Regions from separate parts of the Homo sapiens genome. Here region 2 is linked to region 1. The links are chromatin contacts, found by Hi-C or POLR2A ChIA-PET in ENCODE. All regions are on one chromosome and are shown on one strand. Each heading gives the region's core, a stretch centred on a gene start or an enhancer-like site at or near the end of the contact. The rest is flanking DNA. Distances are from core to core; before and after follow the strand shown. Region 1 holds the start of WIPF2 (WAS/WASL interacting protein family member 2). Region 2 overlaps STAT5B (signal transducer and activator of transcription 5B).

Region 1 (4,564 bases), core at 1,095-3,594:
ACTTAGTTACTTTCTTTTTTCTTCCTTTAGACAGGGTTTCACTCTATTGCTCGGGCTGGAGTGCAGTGGCCAATCATGGCTCAGCCCAGCCTTGATCTCCTGGGCTTAAGTGATCCTCCCATATCAGCCTCCCAAGTAGCTGGAACCACAGGCTCACACCACCGTGTCCAGCTAATTTTTTTTTTTTTTTTTGAGACAGAGTCTCACTCTCGTTGCCCAGGCTAGAGTGCAATGGAGTGATCTCAGCTCACCGCTACCTCCGCCTCCTGGGTTCAAGCGATTCTCCTGCCTCAGCATCCCAAGTAGCTGGGATTACAGGCATGTGCCAACACACCTGGCTAATTTTGTATTTGTAGTAGAGACGGGGTTTCACCATGTTGGTCAGGTTGGTCTCGAACTCCCCACCTCAGGTGATCTGCCCGCCTTGGCCTCCCAAAGTGCTGGGATTACGGGCGTGAGCCACCGTGCCCGGTTATATCCGGGTAATTTTTGTAGTAACAAGATTTCACCATGTTTCCCAGGCTGGTCTTGAACTTCTGGGCTCAAGCGATCCCCCCTGTCAGCCTCCCAAAGTGCTGGGATTACAGGCATGAGCCACTGCACTTGGGCCATTTACCTTTTTCATGAAGCCTATATCACTATTTCCCCAAGTCTGGGTGAGATGTCCCTATATTCATCCCAGCGGCTGCCCTTATCACAGAGTGTGTGATAGAGCATGGGGCTTTACATTAGCTACAGTGGGCAGTGAATGCCCTCTGAGGACGAAGCATTTGCAGTAAGGCTTGAAAAATGAGGAAGAGGCGGAGGATAGCCAGTACACAGTCCCTGAGGTGGGAACTGCTGAATGGGGTACATTGCAGTGATAGAAATCAGGTCCTCATAATGTAGAGTGAGTGAGGAGGGGACAGGCAGGGGATGAGGTTGAAGAGTTGGGAGGCTCTGGTAAGGTGTTTGGACCCACCATCTCCCTGGCTCCATCGCCCCACGTATGGCCATGCAGGATGTAGACAGCTGAAAATCTTTACCTCGTGTCCTTGATCCCTATGCCTGCTGTGTTCCCTGCCTTCTCTGATTAATAATAAAATTCCATTCATCCTTCAAGGCCCAGCTCCAAACCATTTAGGAAACCTCCTTCCATTCTTTAGCAGGAATTAATTGCTCCCTTGTCTGACGTCCCACAGCACTAATCACACGCTGACTTGTATCTCAGCTAGCTGTTTATGCCAGTCTGCCCACCAACGTAGTGAGTTCCCTGAGGGCAGAGGCTCTGTCTTAGTCACCTCTGTAGCCATCTCCTGGTGTTTAGCAGGTACTCAATGTGACATTTACTTGACTAGTGGGTGGTGCCTAGTACTACTCATGGCAGAATAGAAGGAAAACAAAAATAATAACAACTTATGCTCTATCACGTTTTCCCATTCATTAACTGATTTCAGCTTTGCAACAACTCTATGAGACAGACGGGACAGGCACTATTAGACCCATTTTACAGATAGGGTAGCTAAGGCCCAATGGCACACAGCTTGTAAGTAATGGGGACTAAGTCCCAATCTTGCCCCCTTACTTCGGATTCTGTGCTGGGAATGGAATTAAACCAAGAGTATTTTGAAGCTATAATGGAAAGCGCTTTTCTGGGTGGACTAGGGAGAGATACTTAGTCAGCTGTCAGGGTTTAACAGCAGCTCCATCAAAGAGGGCACAGGATTTCTCTCTCTGGCCCAAGCAGCTGGAGGGGTCCACAGCACCATCCTATAGCCCTGGAAGCTGGAGGAAACCCCAGCCCGAGAAAGAAGAGACGGTGTTCGAGTCAGGTGGGTAAGATGACGTAAATGATGACTTGTGAGCAGTGGCCTGCCTCTGTTGCCATGACAACCGGAGCTTGACTACTTGGCCTTTGCAAGGTTGGCCGAGGCGGGTTCTTCGTTAACTCGAGATTAAGGAAGGATATTTAGGGGGGAGGGTGTGTGTGTGTGCGGCGGATTAAAGACGAAAGGAGTATATTCAACAATGACTGTTTAGCTCAGTGGTTCTCCACCTTGGCAACACGTTAGAATCACCTGCAACAATTTCCTGATGCCTAGGCTGCACCCCAGAATTAAATTATAATTTCCAGGGGTGGGAACCAGGCATCATAGTATTTAAATCTTGCCAGGTGATTCCAATTGCAGCTAAAGTTGCAAACCCAGCTTTTAGCTGGTAAGCGGAATTCCTGTGACCTTCCTAAGATGGCGTCCACTCAACCGCTTCCGCCTTTACGTGGGCCGGCAGGGGGCGGGCTTCCCAGGGGCGCATGCGTCTCGCATCTCTCCGCTCCCTGCTCTCTCCTCCTTTTTCCCCCGCCTCCATTTTGTTCGCGGACGCTGGGGACGGTGGGAGCAGATCCATTTCCGGGTTGGCAAAAGGGGCGGTGGCGGCGGCGGCGGCGGCGGCGGCGGCGGCGACGGCGAGAAAGAGCTTGCCGGGGGGCGAGCAGGACAGGACGAAGCCGGAGTGTAGGCGGCAGAGGATTCGCTCCCAGAGCAGCTGCGGCCAGGTCGGAAAGAGGCCGGGGCGGCTGGGTCAGTCGCTGAAATGACCTGCGGACCTGAGTGGGAGGGAAAGTCGCGGGGAGGGGGGCTCGGGGCGGGGCTTGAGAAGAGAGGGGGGCATTAGAGGAGGGGCCGGAGGGGGAGAGGGGTCTTGCGGGTGGGGCCTGAGGGGCGGGGGGCCGGGGGACTGTATCGGAAGAACCTGGAGGAGAGAGGGCGTGGGGAATCTGGGGAGGAGTGGTCGAATATTGGTATGGGGCGAGCGGGGACTGGAAAAATGGGGAGGAACGTTTTTGAGAGACAGGCAATAAGGGCTCCTGAAGGGTTGGGTGAGTTAAGGCGGCAACTCTGTGAGGAACGAGGTAATCGTGCGCAAAAAGGGAGACGGGAACGGAGGACCTGTTGGGAACGGCTAATTAGCAGGATGCTGTGGGTGAGGAGTCCAGTGTGACATTTTGGGGATTGAGTTAGGTGAAAGCTAGTGTTTGGGAAGATGGCTCGGGAAACTGCTTACACTAGAGGGAATCTTGAGAGCGTTCTTTGAAAAGGAATCAGAATTTAGTTAAAGGTTGGATTGAGAATGTTAAGATGCGCATTGGAACGTCTGGAGTTGAGGGTTCATGTTGAAGTGGTGTGAAGTGAGGGAAGATGGAATTTTTTTTTTTTTGTTTTAAAGGTGGGGTCTGGCTATGTTGCTCAGACTAGTCTTGAACTCCTGGGCTCAAGCGATCTTCCCACCTTGGACTCCCAGAGTGCTGGGATTACAGGTGTGAGCCACTGCACCCGGCCAAGATGGAAATGTTAAAGTGTTCAGCATGGCAGTGTGTATGGTCGAGTTTTTTATCAGGAAGGAAAGTTCTTAAAAATAGCATTGAGGCAAGGAACTGATATGTGATGGAATTCTTTTTTCTTTTTTTTTCTTTTAAGAGACGTGGTCTCACTCTGTCGCCCGGGCTGGAGTGCAGTGGCATGATCATGGCTCCTTAAAGCCTCGACCTCCCGGGCTGAAGTGGTCCTTCCACCTAAGCCCCGCCAATAGCTGGGACCACAGGTGTGACCACTACTCCCGCCTAACGTGTGTGTGTGTATATATATATATATATATATATATATATATATATATATATATATGTATATATATATATTTTTTTGTTGTTGTTGTTGGAGACAGAGTCTTGCCCTGTTGTCCAGGCTAGTCTGGAATTCCTGGGCTCAAGTGATCCTCCTGTCTCGGCCTCCGCAAGTGCTGGGATTACAGGGATGAGCCACTGTGCCTGGCCCAGAATTCGTTTTTTTTTTTTTTTTGAGATGGAGTCTCGCTCAGTGGCCTAGGCTGGAGTGTAGCGGTGCGATCTCGGCTCACTGCAAGCTCCGCCTCCCGGGTTCACGCCCATTCTTCTGCCTCAGCCTCCCGAGTAGCTGGGACTATAGGTGCCCACCACCACACCTGGCTAATTTTTTTTTGAATTTTTAGTAGAGACGGGGTTTCACTGTGTTAGCCAGGATGGATGGTCTGGATCTCCTGACCTCGTGATCCGCCCGCCTCTGCCTCCCAGAGTTCTGGGATTAGAGGCGTGAGCCCCTGCGCCTGTCCAGAATTCATATTTTTTAAAGGACTTGAATAATCTGTTATTGCTTTGGGCTCTCCCAGGGTCCCCGTCCTTTTTCATGCTGTTATTTTTGCCTTACGGTTTTGGTTTTTGACTGTCTTACTGAATGTTTTTGGCTATTCTGTTCTCCTTTTACAAATCAGAAGAGAACCACAGGGAATAAGGACAGTTTTAGCCTACCTATGGATTTAGTAAATAACTTCAAGGCAAATTATTAAGCTCTCATTTTTTTCCCCTTTGAAATATAGGTTTTCTCTGTCCCTGCCTCTAAAAGTTTGTCTTAACACATGGGATCTTTAAAGTGGTTGCATAGAAGTGATCTCTGAAAATGAGATTGAGATATTGATATTTAAAAGACATACAATGGTGCACCTGCCTGTAATCCCAGCTACTTGGGAGGCTGAGGCAGGAGGATTGCTTGAGTCT
Region 2 (4,748 bases), core at 318-2,817, 2.0 Mb after region 1:
CAGCCTCCCGAGTAGCTGGGATTACAGGCACGTGCCACCATGCCCAGCTAATTTTTGTATTTTTAGTAGAGACGGGGTTTCACCATGTTGGCCGGGATGGTCTTGAACTCCTGACCTCGTGATCCGACTGCCTTAGCTTCCCAAAGTGCTGGGATTACAGGCCTGAGCTCCCATGCCCAGCTTGAGTATGCACTCTTTTAAGCTCTCAATACATGTATCAAACTGCCATCCAAAAAAAGCACCCATTTACATTTCAACCAATGAGTATGAAAGTGCCAGTTTCCCACATTCCCAAGCAACACTGCTCTTATTTTTCAATATTTTTAGTCTTCATAAATCTGTTAACTGAAAAAACTTGTCATTTTTATTTGCATTTCTTGATTTCCAGTATGGGTGAACACTGTTTCATATGATTATCGGCTATTTGTAGTTCTTCTTTTGTTCATTTTCTATTATGGGAATCATCTTTTTCTTACTACTTATATAGATTACTTATATATTACGAATATTTACCCATAATGCTTTGTCATATATATTAGAAATATTTTTCTTATTTTGTCACTTAGCTTTGGTTTCTGGCATTTTTTGGCATAAAGAAGTTTTAAATATTTATGTATACATATAAAAAGACATATGTGTATCTATAAGATGTATCTTCTTTTATTAGTTATTAAAGCCACTTATATCCTGTTCAAATTTACCAATAAAACTGGAATGTAATGTTAAGTTCTGTGCAAACTAGACCTCTTCACATTTGGGTAATAAAAATTCAAAACTAGCCAGGCTCAGGGGCTCACACCTGCAGTCCCATCTACTCTGGAGGCTGAGGTGGGAGGATCACTTGAGCTCAGGACTTTGAGACCAGCCCGGGCAACATAGTGAGACCCCACTCTTTAAAAAATAATAATAATAAATTAAAATAATAAATAAAATTCAAAACCATAAATTTTGAGAATATCACATTTTTGGACAAAATTTTAAATGTGTGTCTAAAGTAATACGTTTTCTTACTTAAGGACCCACTCCTGGCACACTTCACTCATCCTGGGCAACAGAGCAAGACACTGTCTCAAAAAATAAAAAAAAAAAAAAAAAAATCATTCCCTTAAAATTATATGCTTTTTGGCCCGGTGCAGTGACTCATTCCTGTAATCCCAATACTGTGGAAGGTTGAGGTGGGAGGTGTGGAGGTGGAGGTGGGAGGGATCACCTGGAGACATAGCAAGACCCCTGTCTCTATTTTTTTTTAACTATGTGCATTTTTCTGGTATTGCAAAGTCAAGGGATCTTGCCTCATCACCAACTCAGCATGTGAATTGTAGCCATGCCACTCAGGAAGCCAAATATTTTCTATTTTGTTTTGATACCTTCAACATGAGGAGAAAGGCCAATCTCTTCATACATTACAATGAAATTAGTATTTTTACTTGATATTTAAACTCACTGCAAGATAAACTCATTTGTAAAACATGACTACACTCAGAGTTTCCATATATGTAGTCAGGCACCACATAATGACGTTTCAGTCAATGACAGACCACATATATCACTGTGGTCCCATAAGATAATAAAACGTAGCTGAAAAATTCCTATCCTCTAGTGACGCTGTAGCCATCATAATGTTGTAATGCAATGCATGACTCACATGTTTGTGGCAATGCTGGTGTAAACAAACCCACTGCACTGCCAGTCATGTGAAAGTCTAGCACATACAATTGCGTGCAGTACATACTTGATAATGATAATAAATGCCTATGTTACTGGTTTATGTATTTACCATACTTTTTATCGTTATTTTAGAGTGTACTCCTTCTACTTAAAAAAAAAAGTTAACTGTAAAACAGCCTCAGGCAGGTCCTTCAGGAGGCATTGTTATCACAAGAGATGACAGCTCCATATGTGTTACTGCCCCTGAAGACCTTTCAGTGGAACAAGATGTGGAGGTGCAAGACAGTGATACTGATGACCCTGACCCTGTGTAGGCCTAGACTAATGTGTGTGTTTATGCCTTCACTTTTAAGAAAAAGTTTTTAAAGTTTTGAAAAATTAAAAAGTTTTTAAAGTTTTGAAAAATTAAAAATTATTTAAAAAGAGAAAAAGTAAAAGAATAAAAACATAAAGAAAATATTGTTGCACAGCTGTACATGTTTATGTGTTAAGCTAAGTGTTACTACAAAAGAGTTTAAAAGTGTAAAAAAGTAAACAGTTGGCCGGGCACGGCGGCTCACACCTATAATCCGAGCACTTTGGGAGGTCAAAGTGGGTGGATCACCTGAGGTCAGAAGTTTGAGACCAGCCTGGCCAACATGGTGAAACCCCGTCTCTACTAAAAATACAAAAATTAGCCAGGCGTGGTGGCACACGCCTGTAATCCCAGCTATTCGGGAGGCTGAGGAAGGAGAATTGCTTGAACCGGGAGGTAGAGGTTGCAGTGATCCGAGATCACGCCACTGCACTCCAGCCTGGGCCACAAGAGCAAGACTCCATCTCAAAAAAAAAAAAAAAAAGTAAAAAGTTTACAAAGTAAAAGTATTACAGTAGGCTAAGGTTATTATTGAAGAAAGAAACAATTTTCAAAATACATTTAATGTAGCCTAACCAGACAGTATTTTTAAAATCTACAGTAATGTACAGTAATGTCCTAGGCCTTCACATTCACTCACCATTCACCCACTGAGTTGCCCAGAGCAACTTCCAGTCCTGCAAGCTCCATTCCTGTTAAGTACCCTATATAGATGTACCATTTTTTATCCTTTATGCCATGTTTTTACTGTAACTTTTCTATATTTAGATATGTTTAGATACACAAATACTTACCCTTGTGTTACAATTGTCTACAGTACTCAATACAGTATACATGTTCCACAGGTTTGTAGTCTAGGAGCAATAGGCTTTATCATACAGCCTAGGTGTGCAGTAGGGCTCACCATCTACGTTTGTGTAAGTACCCTCTATGATGGTACCACAATGACAAAATCGCCTAATGCATTTCTTAGAACTTTGTCACCATGTATCATTAAGTGACAAACGACTATAGTTACGTAACAATAACCAAAGAAAAATACAAAAAGAGGGACTATTTACATTGTATCCTTACATATTAAACCTTCCATGCCTTCGGAATAAGAATCTAGTATCCAGTTCTCACTATACATAGCTTTCCCTCACTTTCTATCAGAAATGAGATAGGAGTCCCACCTTCCTGGCATCAGAAACAGATCACCAATCCTGCAAACAAATTCACAGGGTGAACTGTTTCATTTTTAAAGAGCTGTAGATTTCTGTAGATCTCTAATTTGCTACTTTTCCTAAACCTAAAAGATGACCAAAAGATTTTTAGAAACATTAAACAAAAAAACAGAATTAGCATTATTTCTAACAGAACATTTTACCTATTTAAATATACTGTAGAATGAATGCTATATTACAAAGCTGATGAATTCCAATTTTTAGTACTTTAAGAGATCAAGTGTTCAAGTTTCTTTTTATATAGGCTACAATGACATGTATGAATGTAACTTAACATTTAGCCCAGGTTAGATTTTTTAAAATCCCACTCCTTCAAAAACAGTGACTTGCCACCAGCTATAGGCTCTGAATTTATTTAATTTATTTATTTTTTTGAGATGGAGTCTCGCTCCGTCTCCCAGGCTGGAGCACAGTAGTGCGATCTCGGCTCACTGTAACCTCTGCCTCCTGGGTTCAAGTGATTCTTCTGCCTCAGCCTCCTGAGTAGCTGGGATTACAGGCGTGCACCACCACACCTGGCTAATTTTTGTATTTTTAGTAGAGACAGGGTTTCACCATGTTGGCCAGGCTGGTCTCCAACTCCTGACCTCACGTGATCCGCTTGCCTCGGCCTCCCAAATTGTTAGGATTACAGGCGTGAGCCACTGGGCCCGACCTAGGCTCTGAATTTTAGACAACAAAAAATAGTTTCTCACAAACTTTTTAACTTACTCTCACCTAAAGGCTGGAAAACCCCAGTGAAGGCTTTTAAAACTCATCAGACATAGAAAAAAAGAAGCAGCTTTAATTGTAGGATCTCACTGACACAAACATAAGGAAATTCTGAGTTATAGATACCTCACATTAAGCTTTTTCCACTGACATTGTAACTTCTGTCAACATTCAAAGAAAATTCAACCCTGGTCAAAGGTGACAGTTGACAATCCTGGAAGCTAACATCCTCTGTTTATTTGAACAAGTTTATACTCTGCACAGGGAATTGAAGTTCTTCTTGTCTGTGACTTGATCTCCCAAAGTTAAAGCACTACGCTTTAGGGTTGTGAATTCTGTTTCCAAGACTTAACTTCACAATCCACTCCCAAGGAAAAGTGCTGAGAGAAAGTAAGCATCATAAATGAAAAAAAAAAAAAAATCTGAGACTATTTTCTAATGGCCTTTGCAGAGCTCTAGACATACAATAGTTCAGTTGCCTTAAAAATTCGCCCAAATAGGCTGGGCATGGTGGCTTATGCCTGTAATCCCAGCACTTCGGAAGGCCAAGGCAGGAGGATCACCTGAGGTCAGGAGTTCGAGACCAGCCTGGCCAACATGTCAAAACCCCGTCTCTACTAAAAATACAAAAATTAGCTGGGCATGGTGGCACATGCCTGTAGTCCTAGCTACTCCGGAGGCTGGGCAGGAGAATCTCTTGAACCCAGGAGACGGAGGTTGCAGTGAGCCAAGATCGCGCCACTGCATTCCAGCCTGGGTGACAGAGCGAGGCTCTGTCTCAAGAAATA

The links. A loop is a pair of places that touch in the nucleus more often than their neighbours do. ChIA-PET counts read pairs that join two places held with the same protein, here RNA polymerase II (POLR2A).
Region 2: a map of aorta shows a loop between it and region 1 (16-fold over the local background). The contact joins the enhancer-like site here to the promoter of WIPF2 in region 1. A Hi-C loop is called at or near these places in 1 of 168 maps with a recorded cell type or tissue (aorta). POLR2A ChIA-PET finds 5 or more read pairs at or near these places in 1 of 52 experiments (WTC11).

The regions. Positions count from the first base shown.
Region 1 is chr17:40,216,960-40,221,523 of GRCh38, forward strand. WIPF2 (WAS/WASL interacting protein family member 2) reads left to right here and starts at 2,345. Exons shown (of 8, transcript NM_133264.5): 1 at 2,345-2,533. RefSeq lists enhancers at 1,686-1,735, 2,176-2,285, 2,186-2,964.
Region 2 is chr17:42,265,469-42,270,216 of GRCh38, forward strand. The region is part of intron 1 of STAT5B (signal transducer and activator of transcription 5B); the gene reads right to left. Among named protein-coding and RNA genes, the nearest start is that of STAT5B, 8.5 kb to the right of the region's middle. Within about 2 kb of position 1,568, at least 7 of the 41 ENCODE cell types and tissues checked have a DNase peak (open chromatin) inside an H3K27ac peak, as active enhancers do.